Linked DNA regions of Homo sapiens: region 1 is linked to region 2. The links are chromatin contacts, found by Hi-C in ENCODE. All regions are on one chromosome and are shown on one strand. Each heading gives the region's core, a stretch centred on a gene start or an enhancer-like site at or near the end of the contact. The rest is flanking DNA. Distances are from core to core; before and after follow the strand shown.

What was found. A loop is a pair of places that touch in the nucleus more often than their neighbours do. Pooled maps may share reads with other maps.
Region 1: a map with no recorded cell type shows a loop between it and region 2 (7-fold over the local background). The contact joins the enhancer-like site here to the promoter of GM2A in region 2. A Hi-C loop is called at or near these places in 2 of 37 single-sample maps with no recorded cell type and 1 of 50 pooled maps.

What each region holds. Positions count from the first base shown.
Region 1 is chr5:156,916,478-156,922,653 of GRCh38, forward strand. TIMD4 (T cell immunoglobulin and mucin domain containing 4) reads right to left here. Exons shown (of 9, transcript NM_138379.3): 7 at 5,622-5,739; 8 at 3,987-4,026; 9 at 2,815-3,064. The coding sequence ends at 2,980. Among named protein-coding and RNA genes, the nearest start is that of TIMD4, 44 kb to the right of the region's middle. RefSeq lists enhancers at 4,317-4,426, 5,996-6,176. Within about 2 kb of position 4,079, at least 4 of the 41 ENCODE cell types and tissues checked have a DNase peak (open chromatin) inside an H3K27ac peak, as active enhancers do.
Region 2 is chr5:151,250,943-151,256,813 of GRCh38, forward strand. It overlaps GM2A (ganglioside GM2 activator), which reads left to right and starts at 2,243. Exons shown (of 4, transcript NM_000405.5): 1 at 2,243-2,355. The coding sequence starts at 2,275. It overlaps LOC124901115 (a long non-coding RNA gene), which reads right to left and starts at 243. Exons shown (of 3, transcript XR_007059003.1): 1 at 32-243. RefSeq lists a silencer at 1,854-2,203 and an enhancer at 5,308-5,447.

The DNA of each region.
Region 1 (6,176 bases), core at 2,829-5,328, 5.7 Mb after region 2:
ATCAAGTACCAGTGACACGGAGGCTGCTGGTCTGAAGTGCATAGTTTGAGAGCCACCGGGCTAGACCAGCATTTTTCAGAACTTGGTTCCATATTAGAACCACTTTGGGACATTTTTCAAAAATTCAGATGCCCAAGTCATACCCTGGACCAATTACAGAAAGAATCTCTTAAAGGGTAGGACTCAGGAATTGGCATTTAAAAAGCTCCCCAGTTGATTATTCAGCTAACATTGAGAACTACTAGGACAGAGGCTCCTGGAGGCCATTACGAGCTCTAAAATACTATGATTGCTCATGTTAGTGTTTCTTAGTCGGTACAAGGAGTTTCAGAAATACATTTGGGAATCGATTGAAAATACCCCTTTGCAAAACAGAAAAGTAATATTCATTGAGTTTAAATGTTCTGTTTAGGAAGTGTCTGTCGTCTTCTTTTTCTAGTCAGACCCAAGCTGGTAGTGACATTGATAATGGCGGTGGTTTTGGAAGGTGGATAGGGAGCATGAGCTAAGTTAGGGTTGGGTGTATCATTACCTCACAAGATACTATAACCTGACTACATACACAAAGCCATCTGGCCCCACTCCATTTTCTAGATGGGGAAATTCAGGCCCTGAACCTGGCTCTAGACCCACTTCCCCAACGTTTCTAAATAAATGTTTGAGTTTAGCACACTAGACAAAGTCACTTTAAGTATCTTAAGCTGACATCAAAGCCAAGTTGACCAAAAAAAAAAAAAAATTTTTTTTTTAAAAAAAGGGCCAGGCACAGTGGCTCACGCCTGTAATCCCAGAACTTTGGGAGGCCAAGGCAGGCAGATCACCTAAGGTCAGGAGCTCGAGACCAGTCTGGCCAACATGGCAAAACCCATCTCTACTAAAAATATAAAAAATTAGCCAGGTGTGGTGGCGGGCGCCTGTAATCCCAGCTGCTTGGGAGGCTGAGGCAGGAGAATCGTTTGAACCCACCAGGCAGAGGTTGCAGTTAGCCAAGATCATGCAATTGCACTCCAGCCTGGGCAACAACAGCAAAACTCCGTCTCGAAAAGACGAGAAAAGAAAAGAGAAGAGAAAAAGAAAAGAAACAGCTGCCAATCTGCTGCTAATTGTTTTCATCATTGGTGCCAATCATTCTGCCCAACTGCAACTGAACAAGTCAGAAGTCAGGCTGCCTTGGGCCAGTTTTTCCAAGTACCCAGGTGAGGGGGATTTTTACTAACTGTTGGATCAGTGTTGTGTGAACTAATAGGACAAAAAAATCTATAGGCTTCACCAGTCAAGTAATTAGACTGACTTTTTTCTCTCTTAAATGTAATGTCAAGAGAGTTGAAATCCAAAGATGGCTACATTTAGAGAACCACGTACTTATTCCATTAATGTTGCTATTGCTGTAAACATGCTGGGAAGTCCTTCACAGAAATGTCTTTCAGATCTGGTTTACTTTCCACATTTCTACCCAGCCAGAAGCCCCTCTCACTCAGGCACACATGTTTTTTATACATTCATTCAACAACTGTTTGCTTTAATCTCTCTCCCATGGCTCCTCGTGTTAGCAGTTATTAAAGTTTTAAAATAAACCTGTTGTTGCTGAGGAGCACATTTCCAAGATTATATTTAGAGAAACTTATTTGGATTGCCTTGCTTTCACATCCACGCACTGCCCCTGGTTGAATATTCCTGTCATTCACCACATTTTACTCCCACGGACTCTTCCCTGTTTCCAAAATTAAATTCCCCAAGCAAGAACTAGGATGTGACACTATGGTCACCTCTAAAGACACTCAAATGTGAAAAGAAAATAATAGAAAATTTAGGAGTTTTAGAAGTGAGTCAATGTTGGCCAAGTGCAGTGGCCCAAGCCTGTAATCCCAGCACTCGGGGAGGCTGAGGCAGGCAGATTACCTGAGGTCAGGAGCTAGAGACCCACCTGGCCAATACAGTGAAACCCCATCTCTACTAAAAATACAAAAATTGGTGGTCATGGTGGCATGCACCTGTAAGCCCAGCTGCTCAATCAGGAGGCTTAGGCAGGAGAATCGCTTGAACCCGGGAGGCGGAGGTTGCAGTGAGCAGAGATTGTCCATTGCACTCCAGCCTGGGCAACAGAGCAAGACTCCGTCTCAAGAAAGAAAATAAAGAAGTGAGTCACAGTTACGGTGTGATTCCATGTCATTTCCTGCATTGTTAATGAACCATAGGCTCTGTGCTGCTCATATCATACCTGCAGTGAGACAATGAACTCTGAAAGCTGGGCATAAAAGGAGAGATACGAATCCATACGAGATGAAGGCAATTAGGGTAACAAAAGAACCAGAAATTGTATCCCAGAAGCAAGGAAATTTGGAGAAACATGAGATTCTCCTTCTAATACCTGAAGAGTTAACAGCTCTCCAGTACTTCCCAGCATGCTTAGAGCAATAGCAACATTAATGGAATAAGCACATGTTTCTCCAAAGGTAACCATCTTTTGGATTTCTACTCTCTTGACATTACCTTTAAGAGAGAAAAAAAAAAATCAGTCTTATTGACTGATGGAGCCTATAGATTTTTTGTCCTGTTAGTTCACACAACACTGATCCGGCAGTTAATAAAGGAGATGTTCTGATAGGCATAAGGAGCTCAACTATGACCTATGGGCAGATGTCATCCGGAGACAGATTTTGCTATAAATATTTCTTAATCTCAGAACTGCTCTGAGATTGAATGGACTCCCTTGCGTGTGGTAAGGAGTTCACTGTCACTGAAAGTGTTCAAGTGTACTGTGAAAGATCACTTAGCGGTGATTCTACAGAGATGATTAGAGCATGGACAGAGAAGTTGTGGTCTCTAAAGTACCCTTCATTCATGAAACTAAAGCAAGCCTGGATCAATGACATCCATGGAATAAGTGAGTCTTTTTTATGAAACAAGGAAATCTACTAAGACTTATTTTGACACTGGAGTGTCATGCCCCCATCCTCAATCTAACATGCTACTGCGTTGTTAGAGGGTAAAAAGGCCGTCTTCGTCTTCCCTTCCATGCTGCACGTCATTGAGGACATTTTTACTATCTCCAATGTAGTCTAGCCTGTAAACAGAAAAGAGGGGCTCATAATGGGAAACACAAGACTAGAAAACAAAACAAAACAGATGCTGCTAAGTTACAGTGCAATTACCCTTAAAGTTCAAAGGGCTCACAGTTCATTTAGTCTAAGCTCCACATTTTACAGATGGGAAAACTGAGGCTGCAGGGGAAAAAGAGTTTCTGCCAATCCATTATAATGAGATAAAAAAGATTCTTAGCAAAATATAAAATCATGATTTCAATACGTTTATTTACCAAAAGGTCTCTAAGTGTGACCTTGAAAGGTCACCTCGCTGGGTGTCAATTTTCCTTCTTGCTAATACATATTGTGGTATTAATGCAACTAATTAGTGAATGCAATTAATTAGGCAAGGACTTCATTAATAATTTATGCCTTTTTTAAAAATTTCTTTTCCAAAAGCTATAGAATAGGGCAAATAGCTAAAATCCCTTACTAGAGAATCTTCAAATACTATTTTTAAAAAGGCCCCAAAACAAGCTGCTTCCATGGTCTAACTGGGCAGAGGAACCAACTCCCAGGAATAATATTCTACATGCTTTTTTCATTTTCCATATTGCCAACGCTCCTCAATAAACTCCAGTTTAACAATGGCCTCTTAAACTAACTTACCCATAGGTGAACAAAAAATTTCAGAGTAAAGTGCCATATCACCTTCTTTCTTTTGCGTGCTATACTTCTATTAATCCCACCTGCCTTGGTACTGGCATTTTGCTCAGAGTGTTAACCAAGACACAGGTTAATGTGAGCTAAATCTGCACAACTTTTTCACTTCTAATGTCACATCTTTCCAACTCTATGTGTAATCGTAACACAAGCTCAAGTCATTAAACCACTGAGTAGTAGCTAATCATTTGTAACAGCTTGTACAATCATTACAACACCCATTCATGCAAGATAGATTACCTTGTGTGTTTCTGCGAACAATAGGTTTCCATGAGTTTCCCTGAAAAGACAAGGCCACAGTGTGAGCAGAGTGGCTGCGGTGCATAGAACATGCAAAATGCTGGGGGAATTCCAGTGCTGCCCCGCAAAGAGCAGATATGGGCCAAAGGTGAGAACCAGTGGCTGGCTTTGGCAGAAAAAGCCATTCCCTTTCCCAGGTCAAACACTTGCTATTTTAACCACAGTTAGTGCTCATCAATTACCAAGTTGTTCCAACATTCTGGGCAATGGTGTTAAGCTATTTCATTCTGAGTCATCTGCCTATCCAGAATTCAAGCACTCACTTGGGTTTCAAAACACTTCTTTACGAGACATACTCAGAATTTTCCAAAACTGTAATCATGCCTTTGTATGAAGGCTAACAGCAGGATTCCAGTAAATTTTAAATTTGCTTTTGCACCTGGGGCAGGTGTTGAAATATACAAGTTTCATTATTATTCAAATCAGCTGAGATGGTTACTAGTCTCATCTCCTGACATACTGCCCTGAAACAGCTTTTGTTAATGAGTACAGAACAATTTATCCCCATTTTACAACAGTACCAGGTGCCACGTGCCTATAATTTGCCTGAAAACCATAAGCTGTTTCATGGCTGTTTTTGTAGCATTTTAAAACTTTTGGGGGCGGGGGGCAGGGGTGGGATGGAGGTGCAAGGTCATGGAGCAGCTTGCTAACTTAATGAAAACTACAGACCTTGTCCCCTGAAAAATGCAGGCATGAACACATAAACACTTTTGCATGTGATTTCAAAGGATTCACATTACCCTTGAAGTCCATCTGTGGCCTCCAGGTTAAGAAAGCTTGCTTTTAGGGAACATATAAGAAAACCAGGATCACGCCAGGCATGGTGGCTCATGCCTGTAATCCCAGAGCTTTGGGAGGCTAAAGTGGGTGGATCACCTGAGGTCAGGAGTTTGAGTCCAACCTAGCCCACATGGTGAAACCCCCTCCTACTAAACATACAAAAATTAGTCCCGTGTGATGGCGTGAACCTGTAGTCTCAGCTACTCAGGAGGCTGAGGCAGGAGAATCACTTGAACCCAGGAGGCGGAGGTGCAGTAAGCTGAGATCACGCCACTGCACTCCAGCCTGGACAACAGAATGAGACTCTCTCAAAAAAAAAAAAAAAAAAAAAAAAAAAAAAGAAGAAGAAAACCAGGATTGTTCATGGTCTTCGTCCTGCAACAATCCTAGCCAAAAGAAGAGACAAGCTAGGGTTTTCCCAACCAAAGAACAGAGAAAGTGAACAAAGTAGGAAATAGTACTTTCCTCTTAAGGCAGTAATAGGGATAAAATGAATTAGGCACATCAAGAGTATACCATCAGGACTGGCACAGAAATGTCCAATAAATGAAGGTGCTCTTCTGCTTTTTTTCCTTTTCCAAAACGTAAACTCTACCAGGAGGTTAATACACAGAGTCATTAGCAGCTTGGGGAGAATGAACTTACCTGTTACTTCCCTGGCTGGGATGGGAACAATGGCAGAACTGAGCCTCTTTGGGGAGGGATAAAGGGGAAGGAAGTGGAGACAACTCCAGATCCTCCTGCAGTCGCCAGGGTTCTGAAGTGCTCCATCACCTGGCCCTCCCTCCTTACCTCTCAGGAGAAACGCCACAAACAATGCGAAGAGCACAAATCCCAAGGAGGGGGCGATGATCATCAGTAGTTGGGAGATGGGCATTTCATTCTTCATTGACATGGGTATTCCATCCATCTGATGGGACACAGGCAAGGAGATGGACCCAGTCACTGCTAGATGCCACCCTCACAAGATGACATCCCAGCCCAATAGCACCTTACAACCACCAGCAGTTTCACTACATTTCACCACCTTTTGTCAAAAATCTCTGAAAACCCAAAACACGTGACCCATATCCCAAAATTTTCCGAAGTGTTAGACATCAGGCATAAGGAGCTGTGGGGCTCAGGGGTCTGAGGATAAAAAATAACTGTTGTGAGCTGTGTTCTCCATGGTCAAATCTCTTTCCTAGCCGCTGCTCAAATCCTTTGAGCTCTCCCTAGCCCTGTGCTACTCTTTTCATGGCTGACTTAGGCTTCTAGAGAAAACAGGATGAAAGAGAAAATGAAACTTAATTTCACATTTTCTACAGCAGTGGTTCTCAAAGTCTAGATGGGGGGCCCATGAGATCA
Region 2 (5,871 bases), core at 993-3,492:
GAGAAAAATAAATCCCAAGCTTTGGGCCTACCTTCTCTCCTGGCTGGCTTGCCAAAATATGTTACCAGTAGAGGGTTTTGACTGAAAGTTGTCTAGGTTCTTGGCGTTTTTGAACAAAGAATTGGAGAAAACACACAGAAAAGCAAGGGAAAAATGGAGCAATGAAAGAACAAAAGCAAGGGTTTATTAAAAATGAAAGTACACTCAACAGTGTGGGAGCGGGCCAAGCAGCAGCTCAAGGGCCCAGATACAGAATCTTCTTGGGTCCAAATACCCCCTAGAGGTTTCCCATTGGCCACTTGGTGCTCACCTCATGTAAATGAAGTGGTGGCCCGCAATCAGTCTGACTGGTTAATCAGAGGCCGAAGTGAAGTTACAAAGGTCATGCTCCTGTGCAAACATCTGATTGGTTGTGGAAAGCAACCAATCAGGCTGAAGTGAAGTTACAAAGTTGCACTTCTATGCAATTTTAACATATAAACTGAAATGTAGCATAGAAATCGAAATGTACTTTCAATTTCCCATCTGCTGCACAGAAAAGGTGGGGGGTTGTAAAGAGAGTAGCCTCTGGTCCTCTTGTTACTTAGGTGTGGAAAGTTAGGGTTTTCCTTTCGATTTAGTTCTAGGAAGTCAGCGTGAAATGGCCTTAGGTTCCCTGCCTGCAGACTCTATTCTCCTACCTCAGTTGGGCTAGGTGAAAGGGAAGAGTTGATCAGAATGGGAGGATCATTATGTAAAGTATGGAGCTTAGTTAATAATAGTGTACCAATGTCATGCCCTCAGATTTAAAAAAAATTTTTTAATTTTTTATTCTTTTGCCACCTCCTTGTCGCTGGCAGTGCCCCCCAGTTATGCACAAGCACAAGCTCTGGGTCTGCAGTCTGAACCCCCGGCCAGGCCACGGGTGTCTTATCAACAATAGAGGAAACGAACAGAACTTTGTAGTATTTTTGCAACTTTTCTGTAAACCAAAATAAAAAGTTTACTTTAAAAAAGATGATCAGGTGAGTTTTAAATTCTACACATGCATTCATGTACTCAACAGATTGTCTATTATGCATCAGGCACTGGGTATAAATGAGTGCCTGCATCATGATGCCACCCCTTGTGTAGTTTACAATCCTGTGGTAAATTGGCGGTATTGGTAACAACATCCCTGTTTTTTCTAAAAGCAAATCTCCAACTAGTATATTAACCTGACAAAATCTTGGCTGATGGGGTGTCTAAAAAGAAGTCTTGCTCTATTCCTTCCTAGCTGTGCGACCTTGGCAGAGCTAACCTCACTGTGTATCAGTTTCCTCAGTGCTAAAATTGGGGAAGAAAAAAAAAAAGCATTCCCTTGTGCGTCCTTAGCATGCTTTCAAGCAGTTACTAAATGTTAGTTTTTATAACGGTTATAATTATTAAAAAGATACGGATTCGTGAAGTCAAGAGATCAAGACCGTCCTGGACAACACGGTGAAACCCCGTTTCTACTAAAAACACAAAAATTAGCTGGGCGTGTGGCGCGTGCCTGTAGTCCCAGCTAGTCGAGAGGCTGAGGCGGAAGAATCGCTTGAACCTGGGAGGCAGAGGTTGCAGTGAGCCGAGATCGCGCCACTGCACTCCAGCTCGGGCGACAGAGCGAGAGTCCGTCTCAAAGCAAAAAAAAAAAAAAAAAAGACACACATATGGGGAAGCGTAACATGGCAGAGAGTCTGACATTTTTGTCCGGAAGGACTTGGGGATGAAAACACTGAATCCGCGGTTTCCCAAAGGTCCTTCCAAAGGTGACGGCCCCGGCACGAGTTCACAAACCACAGCTCCGCCCCATCCCCTGCCCGGCCCCGCCCTTCCCAGGAGCTCTGCTCCGCCCCGCCCCCGACTCCGCTCGGCCCCTCCTCGCGCCACGCCCCCGCCCCTCCCGCGCGCGCAGCTCCGCCCCGCCCTCGTGATCCCGCCCCAACCTCGTGCTAAGCTCCCTTCCGTTCCAGCCGCCTTCAGCCCCGCCGCGCTCAGTTCCGCCCCTTTCTCTTCCAACTCCGCCTACGCCCCAGAGAGGGAAGGCCTTGACACCTACGCTAGAGAGACAGGCTCCAATGAAAAGAGCGAGGGGGCGGAGCCGGGAGGAATCGGTCCAATTCTCGGCCGGGAAGTCTCTGGCCGGGACGGGGCAGGGCGAACCTGCCAGTGACTGGACTCAGCTTCTTTGCGTAACCAATACTGGAAGGCATTTAAAGGCACCTCTGCCGCCACAGACCTTGCAGTTAACTCCGCCCTGACCCACCCTTCCCGATGCAGTCCCTGATGCAGGCTCCCCTCCTGATCGCCCTGGGCTTGCTTCTCGCGGCCCCTGCGCAAGCCCACCTGAAAAAGGTGAGTGCACCCTCTTTTAAGAGTCTGTTTGCAGCCTCCTGGCCCAGCTACGGGTGTGCGGGTCTGGCTGAGATATGGGGGTGGCCACTCCGTTCTCTAGAATTGGTTCTCTGCACTAGAGCCTTCCAAAGTAACTAATTATGGGATTCTGGTCTGTACAATGAGGGTGGCCTCTAAAGACTTGTTCTGCTCCAGGCCCTTTTTGGAGAGATTAATCTCACGTCTGCACTCTCCTGCCCTCCCTCCAAGCGCCGGAGTGAAAATGCAGACAGCCTTAAAACTAAGGCATTGCCCCCAGAGATTCAGTCCTGTTAACCCTGCACCTTACTCCTGACCCCCACTCCTTATGTCCCCCATGATAAGGCCTGCTGCCTCATCTCTTCCCCTGCTCGAATGCCCTGAGGTCTTCCTGAGAGTTGGGAGGGTTTGAGAGCTTTTCCAGGCCAGAGGATCCAGATTTGCCCATCTGGTGACAAATACCCAGGCCTGTGACCCCGCTGCCCTTGGTTATGAGCCACTGAGACAACAGTCCCCGTACCCTCCAAGCTTCCTCCTTCACTTCTCATTGACACCGCTTCTTCCTTCACTTCTCATTCACACCGTGCTGCAGATCCCTGGGAAAGGGAAGTTCTGTAATCCCTTCACCTGAAAAAGCCTCGTTCCTGGCTTATTGCAGCTAGCCCAATGTCTTTCAGATTCAATCTATGTTGTTGCAAATGACAAGATGTTCCCCCTTTTAAAGGCTGAATAGTATTCTGTTGTGTATATATGCCACATTTTCTTTATGCATTCAATTTGATGGATAATTTCTTCATCAAGTGTCTGTTGATGGATAATTTCTTTATCCATCAAGTGTCTGTTGATGGACACTTAGGTTATTTCCATATCTTAGCTATTGTGAGTAATGCTGCAATGAATATGGGAGTGCAGATAGCCCTTCGAAATGTTGATTTCAGTTCCTTTGGATATATACCCAGAAGTGGGATAATGGCTCATATGGTAGTTCTGTTTTATTATCTCATTTATATGCGGATTCTAACCAAGTTGAACTTACAGAAGTTGAGAGTAGAGGTGGGGTCTCACTCTGTCACCCAGGCTGGAGTGCAGTGGGGCGATTGTAGCTCACTGCAGCCTTAAACTCCTGGGCTCAAGCAGTCCTCCCACCTCAGTCTCCTGAGTAGCTGGGACTGCAGGTGTGGGCCACCAAGTTCTGCTAAGGAATAGGCTTTGAGATTTATTGCACACCAGGGTGACTATCGTCAGTAATGTATTATATACAGAAGCTCCTTAACTTTCCATGAGGTTATGTTCTGATAAACCCATCATAAGTTGAAAATGCATTTAATACAGCTAACCTGAGAATCATAGCCTAGCCTACCTTAAACATGCCTAGCCTACCTTAAACATGCCCAGAACATTTACATTAGCCTACAGTTGGGCAATATCATCTAACACAAAGCCTATTTCATAATAAAGTGTTGAATGTCTCATGTGATTTACTGAAGACTGTACTGAAAGTGAAAAACAGTATGGATACTAAAAGTACAGTTTCTACTGAATATTTATCACTTAGGCACGATTGTAAAGTTGAAAAATGGTATGTCAAACCATTGTAAGTCAGGAACTGTGTGCATTTCAAAACAACTAAGAGAATACATTTCACATTGCAGTGTACCCCATAAATGTATACAACTATGGTTTGTCAATTTAAAAAAAACCCAAGACCAGGTGCGGTGGTGCACACCTGTAATCCCAGGACTTTGGGAGGCTGAGGTGGACAGATTGCTTGAGCTCAGGAGTTCAAGACCAGCCTGGGCAACATGGTGAAGCCCCATCTCTGCAAAAATACAAAAATTAGCTGGGCGTGGTGGTGTGCGCCAGTATTCCCAGCTACTTGAGAGGCTAAGGTGAGAGGCCCAGCTACGCCTGAACCTGGGAGGTCATGGCTACAGCTGAGATTGCACCACTGCATTCCAGCCTGGGTGACAGAGTGAGACCCTATCTCACAAAAAAACCCCAAAAACAAAAACCCGATTCCATTGCCTCTTGGCTGCTAGCTGTGGTCAAGACATCACACATTTCTGGTAGCAAAGGGATAGGTCCAACCCTGATCCCCTCCCTTCTACCATCTTGGAAGTGTTTGAGAGTGAGGAACAGTGCTGTGTAGGGGAAAGCGGGTGATACTGAAAGCAGGGAGGCTTGGCTTCTGATCATTCCCCTGTCTCAATCCATGGATTTCCTGAGTCTTGTTCTCCTCATCTGTAAGATGGGTGTGATGGTGCCAACGTGCATCTCGGGGAGTTGTCGGTGAAGGGAAATGCATTCATTGATGGAAAATTTCTAAAATCAGAAACAAATAAAGCCATATAAATCTGTGGGCTTGGCCTCACTCTGCCCCCGAGGCAGAAAGTCTGTTTTGCTTGTTGAATGAAGGAACGTGGACCTTTTGACTTCATTTGCCTGGAGAATTTATACCTTGTTCCTGAATGTTGGCTGAGAATGCTTCTCTTGGCTCCAGGGCTGGCCGCTATGAGGTGGAGTCTGGCTAGAGGCTGCTAGCTCACCCTACAAACTTGTTGTATATGCTGTGGGTATGGATGCCATCTCAGACTAGGTCTTAGATTGGCAGTTTTGAAGAGGCCCTGAGACATTATAAAGGTCACTCAAAATCACACAGCACCTACATCTTCTTGGGGCTCATGTGATTCAGAGCCCTGACCTTGAGTCCCTGGGCCAGATAAAGATGGGGGTGGGGGGTGACAGTGAATGAACATCAGGAAACCTGAATTTCAGTTCCTCTTCTAGCATAACTGATCTTGTGACTACAGGCTGTGATGGGTGTTAGATAACAGGGGAGGATATCTAGCCCCATGCTAGTCATATAGTAGGTGCTTAATAGACTCTATAGTGCTGTATAGTGGCTGTCATTTGTTGTACCCATACTATGTGCTATGTACTGGGCTATGTGCTTTTTTCCTAAAAAAAAATTTGGAATAATTTTAGGTTTATAGAATAGTTGCAGCAGGGCGTGGTGGTTCACCCCTATAATCCAGCACTGTGGGAGACCAAGGCAGGCAAATCACTTGAGGCCAGGAGTTTGAGACCAACCTGAACCTGGCCAACATGGTGAAACCCTGTCCATACTAAAAATACAAAAATTAGCCAGGCATGGTGGCGTACACCTGTAGTCCCAGCTACTTGGGAGGCTGAGGCAGGAGAAATCACTTGAACCTAGGAGGCAGAGGTTGCAGTGAGCTGAGATCACGCTGCTGCACTCCAGCCTGGATGACAGAGTGAGACTCTGTCTCAAGAAAAAAAAAAAAAAAAGAAAAGTTACAGAGATAATATAGAGTTTCTATATACTCCTGACTCAGTTTTCCCTGTTAGCATCTTATATGTACATATCTCCAACACTAAGAAACCAACATTAGTACATTACTGTTAACTGAATTCTAGACTTTATTTGGATTTCACCAGTTTTCCCATTAATGCCCTCTTTCTGAGCCAGGATCCAAT